3 separate regions of the Homo sapiens genome follow, and regions 1 and 3 are each linked to region 2. The links are chromatin loops, found by intact Hi-C in ENCODE. Cell type or tissue: CD4-positive, alpha-beta T cell. All regions are shown on one strand.

Evidence for each region. Hi-C counts contacts between places; a loop is a spot of excess contacts. Peaks named below come from ENCODE experiments on the same cell type or tissue, not always from the same donor. Only the 100,000 strongest peaks of a DNase experiment are listed, where the experiment ranks them.
Region 1: it touches region 2 in a loop (6-fold over the local background); 73 of 110 quality-filtered maps call a loop at or near these places.
Region 3: a loop joins it to region 2, with 7 times the contacts of the local background. A loop is called at or near these places in 106 of 110 quality-filtered maps.

Annotation. Positions count from the first base shown.
Region 1 is chr7:25,089,206-25,097,205 of GRCh38, reverse strand. No RefSeq gene overlaps it. Among named protein-coding and RNA genes, the nearest start is that of CYCS, 32 kb to the left of the region's middle. RefSeq lists enhancers at 2,897-2,976, 2,997-3,046. In CD4-positive, alpha-beta T cell, CTCF peaks have their summits at 2,786, 3,511 and 3,722 (motif pointing right); DNase peaks (open chromatin) are centred at 2,785 and 3,695.
Region 2 is chr7:24,816,448-24,824,447 of GRCh38, reverse strand. OSBPL3 (oxysterol binding protein like 3) reads left to right here. Exons shown (of 23, transcript NM_015550.4): 17 at 4,210-4,273; 18 at 7,760-7,838. Among named protein-coding and RNA genes, the nearest start is that of GSDME, 63 kb to the right of the region's middle. In CD4-positive, alpha-beta T cell, CTCF peaks have their summits at 3,855 and 4,055 (motif pointing left); DNase peaks (open chromatin) are centred at 2,877, 3,337 and 4,027; H3K4me3 peaks cover 1,084 bases; H3K27ac peaks cover 3,672 bases.
Region 3 is chr7:25,066,400-25,074,399 of GRCh38, reverse strand. No RefSeq gene overlaps it. Among named protein-coding and RNA genes, the nearest start is that of CYCS, 55 kb to the left of the region's middle. In CD4-positive, alpha-beta T cell, a CTCF peak has its summit at 4,227 (motif pointing right); a DNase peak (open chromatin) is centred at 4,259.

The DNA of each region.
Region 1 (8,000 bases), 270 kb before region 2:
ATATGAGGTGCAGGTGGCAACTATCAACGAGCCGTCGGAAATGAGATATTGGTACTTAGGAGAGATAGGGAGGAAGATACCTGTTTAGGTCTCATTGGCACGGAAAGATTATTGCATGGATGGGATTACTGGGGAGGAGCGTGGAGAAAGAAGAAATGAGGCCTGAGGGGCCAGGCGCAGCGGCTCACGCCTGTAATCCCAGCATTTTGGGAGGCCGAGGTGGGCGGATCACTTGAGGCCAGGAGTTCATGACCAGCCTGGCCAACATGGTGAAACCTCATCTCTACTAAAAATACAAAAAAATTAGTTGGGCATGGTGGCATGCACCTGTAATCCCAGCTACTCGGGAGGCTGAGGCAGGAGAATCGCTTGAACCCAGGAGGCGGAGGTTGCAGTGAGCTGAGATTGCACCACTGCACTCCAGCCTGGGTGACAGAGCAAGACTCTGTCTCAAAAAAAAAAAAAAAAAAAAAAAAAGTCCGGGCACGGTGGCTGACGCCTGTAATCCCAGCACTTTGGGAGGCTGAGGGGGTGGATCACCCAAGGTCAGGAGTTCAAGTCCAGCCTGACCAACATGGTGAAACCCCGTCTCTACTAAAAATACAAAAATTAGCTGGGCATGGTGGCGGGTGCCTGTAATCCCAGCCACTCAGGAGGCTGAGGCCGGAGAATTGCTCGAACCCAGGTGGCAGAGGTTGCAGTGAGCCAAAATTGCGCCATTGCACTCCAGCCTGGGTGACAAGAGCGAAACTCCATCTCAAAAAAAAAAAAAAAAGAAAGAAAGAAAGAAATGAAAAAAGAAATGAGGCCCAAGGACAGTTTTAGGGAGCTAGGAAATAAAACCCAAGAAAGGCAATGACAGGATAGGGAGGATAGATGTCATTTGGAAAAGGAAAGAGTAAGAGAGTAGTATCAAATGCTGCAGAAAAAAACAAAAAGGACAAGGACTGGATTTTTCCATTTAAAAATCACCAATGACATTCGAGAGGACAAGTTTCAACAGATACGTTGGGTTAGAAGTTAAATATTAACCAGTTAACCCGTAGGTGGCCCTGGAACATCTTGTCATATCAGGAGCAAGAAAACCCTCATCTTGGAAGTCAACTTGAAAAGGATAACACTGGCCAAAGATGGGTTAATATGAGTGTCAATAAGGATAGTAATGGTATTAGTTCTCTATTGCTGCTGTAAAAAATTGCCACAATTTAGTGGCTTAAAACAACACAAAGTGGCACTTCTATAGGTTAGAAATCCAACCCATGTCTCACTGAGCTCACATCAAAATGTCAGCAGGGCTGTGTTCCTTCCTGCAATTCTAGGGAAAAATCTGTTTCCTTGCCATTTTCCAGCTCCTAGAGGTTGTTGCCTGCATTCCTTGGCTGGTGGCCACCTTCCTCCATCTTCAAAGCCAGCAATGGTAGAGTCTTCATATTACATCACTCTGCCCTCCTCTTTTGCCTGCCTTATCTATTTGTAAAGACCTTTGTGATTACGTTTGGCCCACTGGGATAATCCGGGCTAATCTCCCTATTTTAAGGTCAGCTGATAAGTAACCTTAATTCCATCTGGAATCTTAATTCCTCTTTGCCACATAACAGCATACAAGTTCCTGGGATTAGGACATAGATCTCTTTGGGGGAAGCATTATTCTGTCTACCACAGCACTACAACAGATTGACACACATCAAATATGTTTAAATGCATGAGTTCAAGATAATATTATATTAAGACAAACAAACAAAACTCACTGCCAGGAAACTGACACAGTGCTTTTGAAAACTGGTAAATAAAGAGAAACGATCAACTATTTGTCCTGCCTTTCCTGTAAGGACTCTTACCTTGGTAACCAAAAAGTTGATAAAGTTTTCTTTATAAAAGTTACTACCTGGAAAGCTAATACATGAGCAGCAGGTGCCACCATTTCCCAATGCTCAGTGAATTAATGAATCTGAGCAGTGATTATCAGTGATGGCTAACATCACAAAAACAAAACAGATATCAGGATATTCTGTCTTCTGACAGGAATACAGAATACCACCTGCAACTCCTTCTTGCCAACACAACTGATCCCAAAACTAGTGAAGCCTCCAGCTTCAACCAACAGTTTACAGGAAATACAGGGGATAAAGGAACACACGAAATGACCACATAGGTGCAGTGAACAAAACCCAGACTGTGGGAAAGTCCACGGGACAAATGACCTATTTCTTCAAGAAATCGTAAGAACAACAACAACAAAGATAGAGGGCAACTTATTGTTGGAAGACTTAAAAATGAAACATATCAACAATGACAATGCATGGATTTTATTTGGGTCCAAATTCAAGCCAACTAACTTAATAATTTATAAGGCAATTAGGAAAATGTAAATAATGACTGCATGAATAACTGATGATATTAAGAAAGTGTTTGATTTTCTCAGGTGTTCCAATGAAATATTTACAGATTAAATGACATAATGTCTGGGATTTGCATCAAAATAACCTAGAGGCAAGGCCAGGAGTAGGTTGGGGAACAGATGAAACAAGAGTGGACAAGATGGAGACGATTACCATAAACTGATAATTGTTGAAGCCAGGTAATGGGTTCAGGGAGTTTCATTATACTGCTTTCTTTCTCTTTTTAAAAATACTTGCAGTTGTCTACAGTTAAAGAAAAATATCATTTAAAAAGGTGGTTGAGCCCGGGCGCAGTGGCTCACGCTTGTATTCGTGTTTCCACTGAGTCAGCTGCAGGCTGAGGGGAGAAAGCTCTGCCTGATCTAAGTACTGCATTACATTTTGTGTCCACTGGGCGGCAATATCAACATTTGATCCTGCCTGCCACTAAATCCTCAGGAGGCAGCAGTGCCAGATTACATCTGTGTCTGTGAAGTTCCACCTTTCCCGCTTCTGATCATTTTCTTCCCCCATTCTCCACCCTGTCAAACGTGGAGCTGCCAGAGCCACGGTGACTGGGAAAGAGGAGCAGACGGTACAGGCTAGGAAACAGAGAGGAGGCTGATCTTCCCACCTTTCCTCAAGTTGGGGTAGAGGAAAGGCTTTCATCTTAAAGACTTGCATTTTTGTTTTGTTTTGTTTTGTTTGTTTTGTTTGTTTGTTTGTTTGTTTTTTGAGACGGAGTCTCGCTCTATTGCCCAGGCTGGAGTGCAGTGGCGCGATCTCGGCTCACTGCAAGCTCTGCCTCCCGGGTTTATGCCATTCTCCTGCCTCAGCCTCCTGAGTAGCTGGGACTACAGGCGCCCGCCACCATGCCCGGCCAATTTTTTGTATTTTTAGTAGAGACGGGGTTTCACCGTGTTAGCCAGGATGGTCTCGATCTCCTGACCTCGTGATCCGCCCGCCTCGGCCTGCCAAAGTGCTGGGATTACAGGCGTGAGCCACCGCGCCCGGCCTAAAGATTTGCATTTTGACTAATGCATGAGATAAAATTTTAACTAGTGGCTTGGCCCTAGACAAGACCAGAGGATTTTTTTTTATTACCTAAGAGTAGAGCTGATACTGAGCCAGTCCACACCATTATGGCCGGACCCATTGTCAAAATACTCAAATCTCCTGTACTAGTTGGTAAATAGCCCCAGCCTGCACCCCTGGTGTTCACTCACCCACCGCCCTGGCTGCCATGACCCTGATGCTGGAACCCTCCATGAGCCCTGCCATGCAGAAACTAAAGAGGTCACACTTGGCCCAGCAGGGGGCCCCCAAGAGCTGCTCCACTTTGGCCAGTGTGAGTTCCAATTGGGGTTGCAGCTGAAACAATTATTAAGATTGGCCAGAGAAATCACGGGACAGGGAAGGGCAGGAACCAGTCCCACTAAGCCTGTGGGGGAAAGGAATAAAGTTATTTTCACTGTACTTCCTTTTGGTTAAAGTACTGATTACACAATTATTGACATACTTAGGAAAATCAACAACCACAATGACAAAATGAAGGAAATGAAAAAGTCAGAGTTGCAGGGTATAAGATACACCTATGCAAATAAACTGCATTTCTACACCAAGTTAAATTTTAAATGATTAAAAATTCCATTCATAACAGCAAAAAGGCACTAGTAATTCAAGACAGGAGATTTTGTCAAGGAAGTAATTTCTTTTTTTTTTTTTTTTTGAGACGGAGTATCGCTTTGTCGCCCAGGCTGGAGTGCTGTGGCGCGATCTCGGCTGTTTGCAACCTCTGCCTCCCGAGTGAAAGCGATTCTCCTGCCTCAGCCTCCTGAGTAGCTGGGATTACAGGCGCACGCCACTGTGCCCGGCTAATTTTTGTATTTTTAGTAGAGACGGGGTTTCACATGTTGGTCAGGCTGGTCTCTAACACCTGACCTCGTGATCCGCCCGCCTCAGCCTCCCAAAGTGCTGGGATTATAGGCATAAACTACCGCGCCCGGCCGGAAGTAATTTCTAAATCCCGGGAGAAGATAGAAAAAAAAAAAAAGCAAGCCACATGAGCATGAATGGAAGAAGACTAAACATGGGAAGATGGTAATAGGATCTAGGTCACTGGTTTTCAAAGCACGTTCCTTGGATCAGCTTCTCTACTAAGAACTTGAATATGGTATCTCTCACCCTTCACAGCATCCCTATCGGCTGGACATCATCACCCACACTTACCAATGAGGAATGGAGGTTAGAGGGGGTAAAGTGCTCAGCGCCTGAGGTCCCTCCCAGAGTTTCTAAGTGGCAGCACCAGGGTTCAAATACAGCTCTGCTTGACTCCAAAGCTATATTTTTCCTACCAAACAAGGCTGCCTCCCAATTTTAATAGGATGTGGTAAAAATAATTTCGTAGATGGTAAAGAGCTACAGAATCGAATCCTGATTAAGTACAGCATGCTCTACTCCCCTGCTCCTGAATGCCAAGAAGCCCTAGGCACTTCCACACGTCTTATGTGTGTCACTTTCTTTGGGTTTCTATTAGCACAAGTTTAGATCACAACATTTTCAGAGCTGGTAAATCAACTGATTTGCTTGCATTTGAGCAGGAAACGTAGGCTGAGTACCTTATGGCCAATCGGTTCTCACTGCAAAAGGGCAAACCAAATTGCATCACTGGCTACACTGGAACCAGAGGAAGAAGACGACTTCAATGAAGAACTCAGACCATTGTCTGAGTGGGCTCACATGCTGGCTCCATTCAAACAAACCTGTTCTAGCACAGCTCAAATTGGCCCCTCTCTGTCCTTAGCAAAGCATAGGAGAGAGGATGTATTTCACCTTGGTAGCCACATCAGGTGACAGATTTTAATCCCCTGGGGAAAATACTCAAGATTAATGTGGCCAGTTGGGTGACAGTGCTGAATTACCTCACGCTCAGATTTCTTTCACAGATCAAGTGCTAATTAACATGATATAGACCAGTGACATATTGTAGCTATGGTAATTTCCAGGAAAAAGTCCATGCCTATGTATATACGTATATATATGTACGTTCCTACATATATATAAAAGTACATATATATAATTTTCTTTTTAAAAATTTACCCTTTTAACATTTGTTTTAAAAATTATCTTAAGCAGAATCATATGAGTTTACTAATATTATATTCTGTATTTCAGCTTTTAAAAATCCTGGGTCTTCCGTTTAACAAAATTTAACAAGATTTGCCAATCTTGCCTTTGTTCACGACCAATATTCCCCAAAGCCCCTGGTTTCACTAACACTAATTATAAATGGGCTTTTGATGGTTCAACTGTTCCCTATGGCAAGATGAAAAGGCTTCCAGAGAGAAGGCAAATCTCAGATTCTTTGTCCTTGTATCCTTTTTCTTCTCTCAGAAGTGCTTTTACCTGACATCTCAAGAGTTAGAAATTCACAATCTAGTAGAAAAAGTAACACCCACTACCAGATTAACAATTAATTCAGCACTGCCCACGGAGTGAATCACAGGATTTCCAGTAGTGCACAGAATACTCAATGGGACTTCACTGCTGGCTGTAGCTAATATAGCTGGGGAGAAGTCCAGGAACAGAATTAAGAAAAGGAAGGAAGTTTCTCTTGTGAGGACAGTCAAGCAGGTTTAATGCATCCTTAAAATTACACATTTTAAATGATTAGTATTTAAAGAGAAAATGTATATGATTCTCTCTTTCATAATTCTAAGATTTTCAGTCTTCATTTTCTTATCTGTCTCCTTTTTGATCTGTAAAAAACCACATTTTATCCAGAGAAGCCTGGGAGATGGGTCAAAGGTTTGTGCCCTGCCTCAGAAATTTTCAACATCAGCTCACAGTCACATATGTCAGCAGCTGTTGCACCTTGCACTTGAGTTAGGGGGCCGTCTTCTAAATCAGGACTTCCCTAGGGCACATGAGAAGCCAAGGGCAAGAAGAGCTCATTTTTCAGGCGTCTTTCTGATCATATTAGAAATGTTTAAAATAAGGACAGGCTCTGATATCATTAGATTTAAGGCCCGAATGTCATTTCAGTCTCAAGAGGACTCTTAAAAATAGGCCATTATATGGAGAGCACTTGCAAGGCTCCAGGGGAAAAGGTGCTCAGAGTAAAAAGGATTATGATATTTAACAGGCACATTTTGCACATTCTAAGAAGTTGGGGGCGAGGGAGAAGCATTACCAAGTCCATCATTGTGCATATATTACAGCATATAAAGGTTGCCATTGTACTTGAGTTTGAGTTTCCGTCTGTCAAGGTTACATTGACACACGTACATTTGCTATCAGGAATGTCTGGACTCCCTTGACAATGAGAAAAGAAAACACTTCTGTGCTTATGGTTGTTGGTAACAATAATGGGGTTGAAATCTGTCAAAGCTGGGGGTGAATGGTGAGGAGGGCCCTTGCACTAAGTCACATATAGTTAAGCTGTGAGTGGCGCACTTGGGAGGGTGTGTTATCCTATCCCACAAAAGAGGAGGGCTGACTTGTGTACCTAGCATTCAGCAGCTTCAGGGTCTTTTCCTGTCACTGCAATTTTCTATACGTGATCTTTAGAGTTTTCACTATTACAGCTTTTCTATCTCTAATAATGGAGCAATCTAGCTTCTTCACATTTGTGTTGATAGTGTGTTATGTGTACTTGTTCTGGCCTGATCTAGCAAATGAAGTTTGCTAGCTGTCCTCTAGCAAACACACTGAAATGCAACATTCACCTCAAGACCTTTGCTAAAGATGTTTTTCTTCCTTGAGACAAAGTGTTGCTCTGTCCCCCAGGCTAGAGTGCAGTGGTGCGATCTCTGCTCACTGCAGCCTCTGCCTCCCAGGTTCATGCTATTCTCCTGCCTCAGCCTCTCAAGTAGCTGGGATTATAGGCGTGTGCCACTATACCTGGCTATAATTTTTGTATTTTTTAGTAGAGACGGAGTTTCACCATATTGACCTGGCTGGTCTTGAACTCCTGACCTCAAGTGATGCACCCACCTCAGCCTCCCAAAGTGCTGGGATTATAGGACAGGTATGAGCCACTGCTTCTGGCCTAAAGATTTGATCAAAAAGACAGAAAGCTCTGTGACTTTGGTGAGCCTTTGAGCCTCTGTTTACTTGTGAGAATGATATTCATAATATCCACTTCTTATGGTTGTGATAACATGATAGGACTGTAGTTTGGATTATCTGGGTCTTTTTTAAAGCTAGAAAAAAAAGTCTGGCTAGGCACGGTGGCTCATGCCTATAATCCCAGTACTTTGGGAGGCCAAGGTGGGCGGATCGCCTGAGGTCAGGAGTTCAAGACCAGCCTGGCCAACATGGTAAAACCCCGTCACTACTAAAAATACAAAAATTAGCCCAGCATGGTAGCAGGCGCCTGTAATCCCAGCTACTCAGGAGGCTGAGGCAGGAGAATTGCTTGACCCTGGGAGGCGGAGGTTGCAGTGAGCTGAGGTCGCACCATTGCACTCCAGCCTGAGCGACAGAGCAAGACTCCATCTTAAAAAAAAAAAAAGAAAAAGAAAAAAAAATTCCTCTGAAAGTTCCTGGCAGTCTTTTGTCTCTAGAAGTAGAGGAGCTATCGATCCACCTTTGGAGGAGTCTTGCTTTATTTTGAAAAGA
Region 2 (8,000 bases):
TGATGTACTGAAGGGCTACTTTTCTAAATCTGAAAAATAAAAACTTACAAAGTACAAAAATACTGAAAATACCTCCTTTTCCTATCTGCTTCTCCCCTGACCTCTTATATAAAGTGCATTCAAAGCATAAATTAAAAATGATTAGGTCAAGGTAAAGAAAGGCCTCAGATATATAAATAAATTATAAATTACCAGAATTCTTAACTGCCAGGGGAACTGTATTGGGGCTTGTAGAAAGAAAGATAGATACATGTGTTACCATATAAATACTTGCGTAATAAAAACCATGTGTACTAATTTCTTGAATGCTTGGGCATCCTTACCAATCAAGAATTGCTCTTCTTTGATTGGAGAGGACGTGATAGGGAAGAATGCTTAAAAAAAAAGTCTAAATTGGGTTTATTCAACAGGCTAACAGACAGCATCTCCTTCCAGGGCTGGGTCAATTCAGACAAATGCATTTACTGCCCTTTTTGCCTGAATTAAAATGTAAGGAGAATACAGACTCAACCAAAATCCTGCAATAACAAAGACAGGTTAGATTCTGCTCATTATTCTCTACTCTAATAGATTTTAGAAAGATTGCCATCAACAAAGATTAAGTGATTAACTGTGAATTACCTTTTTCCATGGGCATTGAAGTTAATCAAAGCCTTTGTATAATTTTTTCAAGTTGGCCAGCATCCGCCACCACCTTTGATGCTAAGATTCGAAGAAGACATTAACAGCAGATGTTAGAATCAGAGCATTTTGAAGCCAAGAGGGATCCTCACACCTCATTTTACAAAGAAATATGCGAGACTGAGGTTGGAAAGGTCAAATTCAAAAGTTTTTTTTCTCTAAATGTCCATGAGAAGGAACCTTAATGATGTGTCCTGGCTTTGGGGAGGGACACGAGCCCTGGATCTGGAAGAGGATGACATAGGTTTGGAGTGCTACCTTTATCACTCATTAATGTTGTGGCATTGGGGAAGCTCTTTGCTGGCCAGAACCCCTATTTCCTAATTTATAAAATCAGGCTCACCAAGATACAAGGCTGCCCTAAGAACTAAGTGAAAATACACTCATTTTAGAAATCTATATTTTGATTTTTTAAATGAGTGTATTTTCACTTAGTCTCTTTTAAATGAGTATATTTTCACTTAGTCTCTGCCTAATCCACATCAGTGTATGATCCTGGACAGTTTGTATGTGTTCTTTTTTTAGTTGGCCGAGTCAGTGGAATCAGCCTTATTTCACAGATGAGGTGACAGAGGCTGAAGGGACTGAAAAGCTGTGAAGGTCATACAGCCAGCAGATGATGTTGCAGTCAGGGCCCAGGTCCATGGAACAACAAAAACCTTTCCCTCGTTCCCGGACACTAGTGCAGCACATGGCAGATGCTCCAGAAATAGGAGGAAATATACAAAATAATAAGCTATCAATGTAAATCTCCCCAGAAAGCTTTGTAAAACTCTTAAAAGCAATGTGGGCCAAATAAACCATTCCCAAAGGCCTGTGTAAGCCATAAAGAAATAAGCAAAGTTACTGATATTTGAAGGTTGAGACTTATTCAGAAAATGTGTTGAACCCATCTAAACATAATCTGCTAAACATTCATTCATTATCTAACACAATAGTTTAAAAAAATCAAGGTTGGGTTTTTATGAGATGTGTGTATACTGTAGGGGTTCTCTTGTAATTCATATGGATGTATATTTATCCCTGTTTTATGGGGTTTAAAATTATTACAGAAGAGGCGTATGGTTTTTATATACTGTGTTTACATTCGGCCATACCTGTAAAGATGCCAAATTCTTCATCAAAGCTATAGTGCTCCTCTCCCACATTGCTACATTGTTTTTGTGGGATGAATATAATCTACTTCATAATAATCCACTTTAAAATATGTTTACATTATGGGGGAGAGGAACATTTCATAGCTTTCCTTCCATTTCATAGTGGGTCATGCCAGCTGGGGTGGAGAAGTGGGGAGTGGGGATTGTCTTGAGCTGATTAATGGTTATTATTATTATAGATAGTGTCTCACTATGTTGCCCAGGCTGGTCTTGAACTCCTGGATCCTGGGCTCAAGGGATCCTTCTGCCTCAGCCTCCCAAGTAGCTGGAATTACAGGGCTATGCCACTGCACCTTGATTTTGTTTTATATGATCCCATGGTTTCAAAGCTAGCTCCGTTGTTTTCATCGAAAGACAGCTAGTGAAGAAAAGGAGAAGAATGTAGCATTTTTTAATATAAGGTATCTCCAAGTGGTAGGATTTTTTTAAAAAAGATAACTGGATATGGTGGCTCACACCTGTAATCCCAGCACTTTGGGAGGCTGAGGTGGGAAGATCACTTGAGGCCAGGAGTTCCGGACCAGTCTGGGCAACATAGCATGACCCCATCCCTACAAAAAGTGAAAAAATTAGCCGGGCGTGGTGGCACACACCTTTAGTCCCAGCAACTTGAGAGGCTGAGACAGGAGGATCACTTGAGCCCTGGAGGTCAAGGCTGTAGTGGGCTGTGATTGTGCCACTGCACTCCAGCCTGGGTGGCAGAGGGAGACCCTGTCTCAAAAAAAGAAAAAAGACAACATCAAAGGAAATCAGAGAGTTACATTATGGGATTAGGTTTCTAAGTCAGTGCTTGAAGTGAAAGTTGCCCTTGAAAATCCCACAGGCACAGAAGGGCTCACGTTCTTAGGAGGCACATGGGAACTAAGACAAACCAAAGAGCAGCAGATTTGAGTCTCCTGCTTTGTATTGCAGCTGGCGTTGGTGTTTATTGAGGAATCTGAAAGATGCCTACATGATTTACGTCTTTGTCTCTACCTTTCTTTGGCCCACACTGGTACGGCTGTAATCCCATGAGTCACATCTGGGTGTGGCGTGTGTGACCACATCCTCCCAGCCGTGCAGTCCTCCTGCTGGAGGCCTGGCATACAGAAGTAGTTTTCAAACCATGTTCCTCAGCTGAGGGTCCCAAGGAAGGTGAACAGCTGTGGATTTGTCACCCACTGCCCTCCCTTCCTCCCCACCTGTTTATCTCAAGCAAGGGCTCAGTATTCTGGGTTCTTGATAAGACGGGTCTGAAAACTGTACAGCTGCTTAAAACATTTTTTTTCTTCTTTTTGCAAAGTTTGAAAACCAGTGAGGTAAACCAAAACTGCTGGGACTTACCGCTACCTCTTCCCTGACTATTGGTGTGGCTTGGGAAATGTTACTTTATCTTTCTGGTTTCAGTCTCTTCGTTTATAAGGTGCAGGCTTTGAGCTAGATACTCTCAATGTAAGACACCTCTGTTAAGAATCAGCTACATCAGAGAACTTTCTGGAAACACCCTTGGCAGCATTACTGTGGTTTCACCAGTGCTGAATTAGAATGACAGCATATACACCTCTCAACGTTCCCTGAGTGTGACTGAGATGAGGAAATAGAGGGAGGAGCCATTTTCTCTTCAGCCTCTTCACTGCTGAATAAAATGAGTAATGACCCCTTGCCAAAGGGCACTCTCTGCTCCAGGGGATTCTCTTTTCTGGAATGAGATTACTTATTTGCTTAAGATAGTTTTATTAGACCAAAAATAAATAAAATTTCTTAACAGTTGACTAACATTTCCTCAACAATTGTGTTTACCTTTTTTTTTTTTAATAGAAACACTCTTTTTTAAAAAAATTACCTTGCATTGGTCTTCTTGTAGGTGATTTGAAAAGAGGCTGGACTTTATGATGCAGAGTTTTCAAGAGTTAAATTGGCTGAGCCCGAGGAAGAACATTTTGGGTTGCATTTAAAATACTTGTTATTTGATATCTTAATTAAAACATCTGCAGCTACTTTCAGAACAGCTAATAAGAGATGTTGACATTGGTAGCCAATGTCAGATTATATGTTATGGATGAGCAGTCCTCACATGTCTCCGTTTTTATTTTTATGTCTTTCAAAATGCGCCTCTATCCTCATCACTCGCCACCTGGCCGCCCTCCCACGGAGGCTTCTGGAGGCTTCCGTTCAAGGGCCTTCCCCTCAGCCTTGACCAATCTGAGCAAGTGGGAGCTGACTGTATCAGGAGCGCCCTCTTGAGGACACACTTGATGAGGGAAACTAAAGAAGTTTTTCCTTCAGTTCAGCATTGCACGCTGTTACATCTCAGTGCAGGGGAGAAAGAATGGATTTCATGAGACACAAAAGTTCATTCATTTTTTGTTTTTCTGTCCTTTGTTTCCATCAGGTCAGCCACCATCCGCCTATCTCTGCGTGTCATGCTGAGTCTAGAAATTTTGTTTTCTGGCAAGGTAATGTGCTAATACATTTTACTTCCATCATATTGTGTAATATGTTATCTATTTATTTTATCCAAGAATTGCTGTCAATTCTTACTGAGATCAAAAGTGGTCCTTGGATTTGGGCCTGGTTGGAAGGATCTGCGCCACCTGTTCTTGCCTCTCATCTCTCACTTAGTTTATCTGAGCCACCTCCATTTATTTCTGTAACTTTATCTTATGTAAAAATCATTTGAAATGCCTCACATATTTCAAGAGACATTAAATATTTACAGTTGTTTATCAGAGTGTAGACAGCAGAGGGGTTTTCAGCTTTTGTCAAACTTAAATTTTATTTCTGAAGTCGTGTTTTACATTGCTTACTTCTTTTCATTTTTGAGATGATTGTTCCTAAAATTTTGTTCAGTTTATATTTTGAGTTGGGGTTGGGTGGGTAAATCTTCTAAAGAATAAATAAGGCTATAGATATTTCCTAGATGGATTAATTTTGTTAATCTCTCAATTTATTAAAAAAAAGTGTACTGTAGAAGGAACATATAAGCATCCTAGGTTTTTGGACAGTGAGCACATATACATTTTAAAAATATTTTTCTCTGCTACTAGTGATATCACACGTTACCTTTACACACACAGGCACACACACACACGCAGTCTATTAAACTTTAAAAGTACGAAACAGTATACTGTAACCCCCTTCCCCAGCCACTCAGTTTCTCTCTTTGGAGGCAATCAGTATTTCCAGTTTAAAGTGACAAGTACCATGGTTTTCTTTCTTCACCTTTGCTATTAAAGTTTAAAATTAAAACTGCTCTCTCACCAAAACCCTCTGGAAATATTCTCATAAGGTTCCTAGCCTCCTAATTGGTAAATCTCACTCATGCTATAAGCACCTCTTCTTTGTTTTTTCAAAAGTTGGATTTTTTTTTTTTTTTTTTGAAATGGAGTCTCAGTCTGTTGCTAGGCTGGAGTGCAGTGGTGCGATCTCGGCTCACTGCAACCTCCGTCTCCCGTGTTCAAGTGATTCTCCTGTCTCAGCCTCCCGAGTAGCTGGGACTACAGGCATGCGCCACTATGCCCAGCTAATTTTTGTATTTTTAGTAGAGATGGGGTTTCACCATGTTGGCCAGGATGGTCTTGATCTCTTGACCTTGTGATCCGCCTGCCTCGGCCTCCCAAAATGCTGGGATTACAGGCATGAGCCACTGCGCCCAGCCAAAAGTTGGATTTTTTTTTAATGCGAGGGGTCTTCTCAAAGTAGTTTTGTGTGCTCCTGTGTTACATCCTTCCCTTCTCAGCCTTAGCATCCTTCTCCTAGGCCATACTTCCCCATCAGCCTTTTCCTGAGCAATCTACCTATTTCCATGGGCCTAGGATTCCCAAATCTTGCTTTGTAACCCAGCCTGACATTTCTCTGCCTTTTATGTAGGTTGTGTAAACCATTTCCGTTTGTTGTGATTGTAGATGTAGCTGGGCTTAAATCTGCCCTCATGATGTTTCTTTTCTGTTTGTCACATCTGTTCTTTGTTCTCCGTTTCCTCTTTCTCTGCCTTTTGGATTGAATAATTTCTATCATTCTCTTTCATCTCCCCTGTTAGCTTATTAGCTATACTTACCTGTTTTGTTTCTTGTTAAAGTTGTTACTTTAGGATTTATGTTATATATTTTTAATATCATCAAATAATATTATGCCAGTTTCATATAGTGAGATTTACAGAAGTATACTTCCATTTTCCCTTCCCAACCTCTCTACTATTTTTTCATACGTCTTCTGTATATCATAAACCATGTAGTACATTGTTAATACTTTAGCTTTAAACAGCCATCTATCTTTTTTTTCTCTTGGTAACAATTTTATGAACATATAACTTATATACCATATCATTCACCCGTGTAAAGTGTACAATTCAATGGTTTTTATTCACAGAATTGTGAATTTAATAAACTGTGCAGTTATCAGCACAGTTAATTTTAGAACATTTTCATCACTCCAAAAAGAATCCTCTTTAGCAAATATTATCCACCCCCTCTGCCACCTGCCCCATTTCTCTCAATATTCCCCAGCCTATAAATGTGCCTGTTTGGGGCATTTTATATAAATAGGATTAAACAATATGAGGCCCACTGTGCTCGCTGGTCCCAGACCCACCTCTCTCACCTGGACCCCAGCCAGGGCTCCCCACTGTCCCCCCTGCTTCAACCCTGATTTCCCTGTGATCTGTAGATCCTCAGTGCAGCAGCCAGATGGGATCCTCTTGCTGTTCTTTTTCTATTTCCTGGCTTCTCTGTTGGTACCACCATTCATTGCAAGTTAGAGAAATCTGACATTGTTCATAAATTCGTTCTTTTTCAGTCTGTATCTAACTTGTCACCTAGTTGACCTAGTGCCTATTTCTTCTTCTTTAGTATTTCTGGGCTCACTCACTTCCCCGCGTCTGTTGTCTTGGTTCCCTTCATCCCGTTTGTTATCCCCTGGGCAATTGCAGTAGCCTCTTAACTTGTCGCCTTGCTTCTCCTCTCTCCTACTCCTGTTCCATTCTCCATATGGCTTCCAATTGCCTTTGCAAGGTCCATGTCTAATCACATCAGTGGCCTGATTATTTCCACTCAGTGCACACAAACCAGACTCTTAGCCAGGCTTGGAGAGCCCATTGTTTTTCGTTTTCAGTTTTGTTTTGTTTTTTTTGGCAGAATCTCACTCCATCACCCAGGCTGGAGTGCAATGGCATGATCTTGGCTCACTGCAACCTCCACCTCTTGGGTTCCTGCCTCAGCCTCCTGAGCAGCTGGGACTACAGGCACCCACCACAACGCCCAGCTAATTTTTGTATTTTTAATAGAGAAGGGGTTTCGCCATGTTGGCTGTGCTGGTCTCGAACTCCTGATCTCAAATGATCCACCCACCTCTGCCTCCCAAAGTGCTAGGATTACAGGCATGAGCCACTGCACCTGGTTTTGTTCTCAACCTTTCTACTCTTCTCTAGATAAGACAATCTGAGACCTATAGGACAGAACCACACTATTTGACTGTGTTTTCCTATACTTCCGTCCCCTCAGACAAGCTATTTATTTGGCCTTAAATTGCTTTTTCTCTGCCCAGTGAACTCCTGCTTATTCCTCAAAGCCCCATTTAGATGGCCCTTTCTGACAAGCCTCTTCTGATGCTTTCTCCAAGCATATTCGTCACTCCTTCTTCTCAGGTTTCATTTTACCTTATAACACACTCAGTTATAGCCTGGGCCTCTCTGTGTGCTTACTACTTGTTTTCACTTCTCGCATTCATGGAAAGGACTTTATCTTATCATTTTAGTTTCCCTGATTCTGCTCCAAGGGCCCATATGGGGTTGGTACTTATATTTTATGAAAAGTTATCCTATACAATAATTGACTTGATTGTGAAGAGGTTGTACTATATAGCGATTGATCATTTATCTAGCCTAGGAACTATTTCATCTACCTACCTCTCCTGCTAAAAATGTAATATTTGGTATTTCATTTCAGATGTGAGATGGAAAAACAAATTCTGGGGCAAATCCATGGAAATTGTTCCAATTGGCACAACCCATGTGACTCTGCCAGTGTAAGTTCTTCTTCTGTGGTTAAGGAGCTTTATGGAATTTAGGGCCAAGATTTTGCTTTGGGGACAGGATGCCCACCCCCGCCCCCGGCAGTTGCATTGAGTGTGTATTTTTTCTTTTAATCTGTCTGACAGTAGGTTTAAATGTTCCTCCTTTTGGCAAGC
Region 3 (8,000 bases), 250 kb before region 2:
GTGCTGTGCAGAAGACAGTTTAGACAGTTGCACTGTTGATCAGGACCCAGTAATAGAGCCAGCAGACAGAAGAACCTGAGTCCTTTAGTCATCCATGGAGGAGAGCCCCACCATCCTGGAATACCCTGCTGGACTGATATAAGCATCAGAAACTCGATTTTTTTTTTTTTTTTGGCTGTTACATCTTGGTTCTGTTTATTATAGTAGTTGAATCTACTCTAATAATGCAAAAATTGATACCATGCTAGCCAGGTGTGGTGCCATGAAGAAGGGTACTGCCATAAGAAAGACCAAAAATATGTGATATCGTTCAGGTGCAGTAGCTCACGCCTGTAATCCCAACAATTCAGGAGGCCGAAGCAGGCGGATCACGAGGTCAAGAGATCGAGACCATCCTGGCCAATATGGTGAAACACCATCTCTACTAAAAATATAAAACTTAACCAGGCGTGGTGGCGGGTGCCTGTAATCTCAGCTACTTGGGAGGTCGAGGCAGGAGAATCACTTGAACCTGGGAGGCGGAGGTTGCAGTGAGCCGAGATCATGTCACTGCACTCCAGCCTGATGACAGAGCAAGACTCCATCTCAAAAAAAAAAAAAAATGTGCCATTGGCTTCACAGTTGAGCAGCAGGAAAGGAAAAAATAGTATGCTATAAATCTGAACATTCTAAAGTCTATGCTGTCAACCACACTGCAGAGCCAAAATAGGGCTTCCTGACTCACTCGCTGTGAATGGTTACAAGTGTGCTGATACTTTGATGCCCTCTGCTTTCCAAGGGAACTCAGAGTTCAAGGTGGCCAAGCTCCCCAGCCTGGCTGCCTCCAGCCAAGAGCAGCCTCGTGTTTACCACTAGTGAGCCATTTAAATACTAAATAAATATAAAGCATTTTTTTCATTCCTTTTGACTGAAAAAGAAAGCAACCTCTGTAAACTCTCTTATAAAACCACTCAGACTTTTTTCTGTCTTGAGTTATATAAATGATTAAAAACCCTAGCCAATTTCAAACTAGTTTCTTCTCCCCCTTTTTCCCCAACTTCCTAAATCAAAGACTGTCAAAGTCAGCATATATCATGAGTCTCCTGTATTAAGTAGATTACTTTTTTTTTCTGCCCTGCTTAACTATAATCACAGGTAGCATGAGAATTACAAGGAATTTCATCACTGAATTTCCTTTTCAAAAATTTACTTAAATCAAGAATTTGTGGTTACCAAGAGTGACAGTAGGAAGTGGGGTAATCCATGCTGTCTATACAAGTAGGGCATATTATTAATGCGCTTTGTTCCAAATTGTGAAAACAGGCCAGCTGGTGAAGACCCAACAACAAACTAAGGCCCAGGTGGGTCAAATTCCAAACTTGAGACATGGCTAAGACATCGATTTTTCTTGGTTCAGTTGTATATTCTCAAGGAGCTCTCATATTATACCTTTTTAAAAAGTGTATGCCTTAAAAAGGATTAAAATGGCAAACTTTGTTATGTATATTTTACCACAATTTTTAAAAAGGTATATGAGACAAGAAGCTTTACTTCTGACCTGCCTATTCCCAGATGCATAGAATATCATAGACTATCAATGTGAGAACCTTAGAGATTGCCTAGACATTTTGATTATTAAGCACTGGATATTTACTCATTTATACCTCAACTTATTTCAGGAAGTTCAAGGCAACTTAAAAGCTATATAAAATATAGTGAGACAGGCCGGGCACGGTGGCTCACGCCTGTAATCCCAGCAGAATTTTATTTTGGGAGGGCTGAGGTGGGGGGAATCACTTGAGGCCAGGAGTTCGAGACCAGCCTGGCCAACATGGTGAAACCCTGTCTCTACTAAAAATACAAAAATTAGCCGGGCATGGTGGCACATGCTTGTAATCCCAGCTACTTGGGAAGTTGAGGCAGGAGAATCACTTGAACCTGGGAGGTAGAGGTTGCAGTGAGCCGAGAACATGCCACTGCACTCCAGCCTGGGCGACAGAGCAAGACTCTGTCTCAAAAAAAAAAAAAAATATATATATATATATGTGTGTGTGTGTGTGTGTGTGTGTGTGTATAGTGTGTATATATATGTGTGTATATGTGTGTGTGTGTACATATGTGTGTGTATATATGTATATATAGTGAGGCAATATAAAATAGAAGTAGTAGGTAAGAACTTTATAATTATTTTGATACTTTCAAAAATTACCATTTTTAAAAGATAATTTTCAAAGTAGGATAGAATCACAACATAAATTCATATGTAAAAATTAAACTGTATATTAATGGGGAAACTGGTACAGAGATTGTAAGCAGTTTAAGGGAGAAGTTGAAAAACAGACATATTTACAGATCAGGAATATTGAAATGACTGTTCAGATGGAAGTAAAACTGTCCTCTTCCTCTGTGGAAGAAGGAAGCCAGTTGAACCTCTACTATACAGGACAGAATTTGCTTGTCCATAGATAAGAAGTATTCTGCGTTGCTACCAATACCAATAATCTACAATGTACAGAGTTACAAAATGGCTTCCACATACTCGAAATCAGATAACCCTCAGAGGGGTGTCCTATAGAGCCTAGACAATGCACAGTTTCCAAAGGGAAGAACAAATATTTCCCTGTATATTAAACATGCCAAGAATAAAGCTAATATAAAACTACATACCAGGTTAGAATAGGATATAATTATATTTTCACAAACACAAATCCAAACTACTGCAAATCTAGAAATTTACTCGCTCTTTTCTTCATGCTTTATTTGTATCAGAATCCAACTGGAAAATTGATTTGCAAGTCTAACCCATGAACTTTATTCGTCTTCTTTTCGTTTTGAGATAGGGTCTCACTTCCATTTCCCAGGCTGGAGTGCAGTGGTGCAATCTTGGCTCACAGTAGCCTCGACCTCCTGGGCTCAAGTGATCCTCCTGCCTCAGCCTCCCAAGTAGCTGGGACAACAGGTGCACACCACCATGCCCACCTAATTTTTTTGTATTTTTTGTAGAGATGGGATTTTGCCATGTTGCCCAGGCTGGTCTTGAACTCCTGGGCTCAAGCAATCTGCCTGCCTTAGCCTTCCAAAGTGCTGGGATTACAGGTATGAGCGACCATGCCCAGCCTATTTATCTTCTAATCCCTGTAATATTCTCATATGTATGAAAATGTTTTATTATATTATTTTGGATAATACTTCAAGAAAGAAACTTTTTTTTCAGCTGTGTGAGCTTCCTCCTCTATTATTTTGGATGTTTTCATCTATTTGTATGGTTTATTCTTTTCATTTTTTAAAATAAAGACTGAGAATATGATGTGCCTGACACTAATGGGATTGGATTAGTTGTCACATCTGGGGAATTGCAGATTTTTGAGAACCCTCTGTAGCATCAAGCTATTGTCAGAAAAGGTGAAATTTAGAGGTACCTTTAAAATTGACTGCGGCACCTCTTTTTTTTTTTTTTTTTTGAGACAGAGTCCTCACTCTGTCACCCAGGCTGTAGTGCAATGGTGCGACCTTGGCTCACTGCAACCTCCACCTCCCGGGTTCAAGCAGTTCTCCTGCCTCAGCCTCCTGAGTAGCTGGGATTACAGGCGCCCACGACCACACCCGGCTAATTTTTGTATTTTTAGTAGAGTCGGGATTTCGCCATGTTGGCCAGGCTGGTCTTGAACTCTTGACCTCAGGTTATCCACCCGCCTCGGCCTCCCAAGGTGCTGGGATTACAGGCGTGAGCCACCGCCCCCGGCCTCGACTGTGGCACCTCTTTATGGGTCTTGGGAGCGGCTATAAATTAAGAGCCAGCCAAAATCATTGGAACTGAACGTCTGCTACTGCCCATTGTTCAAAGCCATAAGGTGAGACCCTGTTGGCCAGAGTTCATTCTGACCTCCGTCTGAGTTCGTATAGCAAAAGAAATGTGTGTAACAGCACAAATCGCTCCTCGGAAAATTCAGGTCAGGGGAGAACCCAACCCTCCAGATTACCAGAAGAGCAATTCAACTCTGAAGATGAATTCAGTTTATCCTTCTGACTCAATTTAAACCCTGGGCTCACATCCAGTCCACCAGGAAAATGGTTTTTTCCCCCTCTCTGGGGACCTCCCTCCTCAGATGACTCCAAGCACCATTAGGGATGTTTATTCAGTACAAAATGGGTGGGTCCTGGATACTACTCCTGAGGGGAGAAAAAAAAGAAAAAAGAGAACAAAAAAAACCTCAGGCTGTCAGGAATTCAATTCTTTTCAGCTACTGCTGATCACTGCCACTAGGTGTCGCTATTGAAAGCTAAGTTATCCACCCGACCCTTGTCCAATTCAATTCTTTTCCTGCTGTTTTCGATTTTTTTTTTTCTTTTTTCTTTTTTAAGACGGAGTCTCACTCTGTCACCCAGGCGGAAGTGCAGTGGTGCAATCTCGGCTCACTGCAACCCCTGCCTCCCAGGTTCAAACGATTCTCCTGCCTTAGTCTCCCAAGTAGCTGGGATTACAGGCGCCCGCCACTACGCCCGGCTAATTTTTGTATTTTTAGTAGAGACGGGGTTTCACCATGTTGGCCAGGCTGGTCTTGACCTCCTGGCATTAAATGATCCACCCGCCTCAGCCTCCCAAAGTACTGGGATTACAAGTGTGAGCCACTGCGACCGGCCCATTTTCTGTTTGTTTTTTGTTTAAGGGACGGATTGAAGAAAGTAAACAATTAAATCTAAAATCCTGTCGCTAAATGTCACGATGTAATAAGGTAATAATTTACAAGAGAAACTTGGACATTTGAGTACATGCTTTGCCTGTTGTGGCCACCTACCTGCTCTAATCTCGGACCCTTACCTATAATTTTGTATATCCCAGGTTTTCATGAAGCAGATGGGGAAGATTGGGAGCACCCATGCTGGGATCCAAGATATTTGACACACTGAGTTATTTGTTCTGAAATTTTCTTTGACTGTCTTGCATCATTCCTTTTTTCAATTCTACTGACTCCTTCCCATAGGCAAGCAAAACATGCTACAATATTTCCCACTTGCAAAAGGGTCTTCCTTTGACTCTGCATCACCTGCAGTTTCTGCCTAATTTCTCGGACTCTATTCACAGAAGAGTTCAAGCGTTGACTATTCTCACTGTCCCCACATCCTCTCCTCCCATTTGCTTTCCAATCAGGCTTTTATGTCCTTTGAAAAACACTTGTTACCAGATCCAATGTTCAGTTGATCACAATCCTCATCCATATTGGTTGTCATTGCCATGGTTGGCCACATATTCCTTCCTTCTGAAACACTCTCATCTGGCTGCACGCTGCTGACTTATTTGTAGCCTCCCTGGGCTCTCTTTCTTAGTCTTGGCTGCATCCTTCTCACCCTCATGATCTCTTGCAGTGGGCGCTCCAGGTCTGGGCCAATGTCTCTAGACAGGCCACGCCCTAAGTGACCTCATCCAGCCCTGTGACTTTCTACCATCTATACACTGTGACTCCCAAATTAATGTCTCATCCCTGACCTCCCCCCCCATTCCAGCCTCCGCATTCAGCTGCCTGTTTGACATCTCTACGTGGTTGTCTAACAGGTGTCTTGAATTTACTATCAGCAATCTAACTCTTGCTTTTTCCCTCAAAACCTGTTCCTCCTTGAGTCTCACCCATTTCAGTAAATAGTGTTCCTAATTCACCCAGTTGCTCAGACCAAACACTGTGGAGCCATCTCAGACTCCTCTCAGACTCCATCCCCAAATCCAATCCAACAGCAACTCCCATTGGCTCCAGCTTCAAAATGCGTTTTTGGTTGTTATTGTTGTTTGAGACGGAGTCTCATTCTGTCACCCAGGCTGGAGTGCAGTGGTGTTATCGCGGCTCACTGCAACCTCTGCCTCCCGGGTTCAAGGGATTCTCCTGCCTCAGTCTCCTGAGTAGCTGGGATTACAAGAACACACCACCACGCCCAGCTAATTTTTGTTTTGTTTTGTTTTGTTTTGTCTTGAGTGGTTCGGTTTCTTAATTATTTTAAGCAGTTGTTTTTTGTATTAAAATACTGCAACTCATATCTTTGGCAAAGTTTCCACTTTCTTATCAGAGACAAAAGCCAGAATAATACAAAAAGTGTTCCTTTCCCCAGTTCCTCAAGCATCACGTCCAACAATTTGGCAGCTGGAAGCTGTTTTTGACAGTTGTGACTTGTATTTGGTGATATAAACAAGATTATAGAGGCACTAAATCATAAATATAGTTTCTTTTTTTTTGGTCATTACTATCATTTTACAAAATATTTAACTTCTATTTTGAACATTAAAATGTCGTCCAGCTTTTTAAAGCTACAATTAACCACCACATTTTTTACAGGACCAAAAAGTTTGTGCTTTAAAAAATGATCATTTAGAATCAATTAATTAGAATTAGGAATGCTTAATGCCTACCTTAAGTGGATACCTAATTGATTGCCCCCCCAAAAATTGTAGTCTCTTTAATGATGTTCAAGTTGCAACATTGAAGCTGCTTTGGTGGTGCTATCTAAATGATAATGTGTTTGCAAATGCCAAATGAAAACTCTTTGTTGGCAGATTGAGCTGTGTGCTGAATTAAACACAAATCAGTTTAGGCATCTTCACTTATCTTATGTCATTGGAAATTATACATAATGTAAACAGTAGAACCCGATTCGCTGATTTTTTTTCCTTAGTTTAATACAAGTGTGCCTCACTTTAAGCAAAATATACAAAATGATTTCTGAAACAGGAGTTTCCTTACTTTTTCAGTTAAAAATATTTGCTTACAGAATTTCTTTAAATAACAAGGCTTCTTTGGCCTGTTTGGAGTATTCAGATTACAGAAATTCATTTCACACACAACTTCTTTGAAATACCTACATTGCATAAAATGAGGCACACAGATACATGTGCCCATTCCATCAAGATTACCTCATTATTTTGTGGTTATTTTATATTTTTCATTTTGTCACTATTAACACTTTAGTATGCCAGGTTCATTCGCTCCCTATTTTAGTTGAGATGAGCTAGTGTTTCTAAGGAGTGTTTCATAATCTCTTGTCCCAAACTAGGTTGGTTTGGGAATCCAGTGAGAGTGACTGAAAACTGAAATTCAAGTCCTGAACATCCTTCCAGAACACAGCCTATCACCTGTGGAGATAACACACAAACTATCTCAGAGGACCCCCACCTGTGGCAGTGAAAATCATGTGAGAGTAATAGTTCAAAAGAAAAAAGTGCTGGGCACCGTGGCTCATGCCTGTAATCTCAGCACTTTGGGAGGCTGAGGTGGGAGGATCACTTGAGCCCAGGTGTTTGAGACCAGTCTGGGCAACATAGGGAGACCCCGTCTCTACAGAAAAATTGGCCAGGCATGGTGGCTCATGCCTGTAATCCCAGCACTTTGGGAGGCTGAAGTGGACAGATCAGCTGAGGTCAGAGTTTCGAGACCAGCCTGGCCAACATGGCAAAACCCCATCTCTACTAAAAAAAGCAAAAATCAGCCAGTTGTGGTGGCACACACCTGTAATCCCAGCTACTCGGGAGGCCGAGTCAGGGGAGAATTGCTTGAACCTGGGAGACTGAGGTTGCAGTGAGCTGAGATCATGCCACTGCACTCCAGCCTGGGAGACAGAGCAAGGATCCATCAAAAACACAAAAACAAAAACCTGGGCCTGGTGGCGCATGCCTGTATTCCCTGCTACTCGGGAGGCTGAGGTGGGAGGATCACGTGAGCCTGGGAGGTCTAGGCTGCAGGGGGCTGTGATCCTGCCCCTGCTCTGCAGCCTGGGCTATACAGCAAGACAAAAGAAAAAAGTTAGTGGTAACAGGATAAACTGCACAACCATATATTATTCCTTCACATTCATGAAGCAGGTCAATCTGAAGCTTGAGGATGACTTCCATTCCTCTAGGTGAATCTATCAAGAAATGCCTTGGTAGAACTAAGAGTGCCAATGGTATCAGCAAGGCCAGTCTGGTTCCCTGTGATTCATGGTAATTCTCAGTATGAATTTGACATGGTCTTCCTACACAGTGCCTATCAACACTTGCAGAC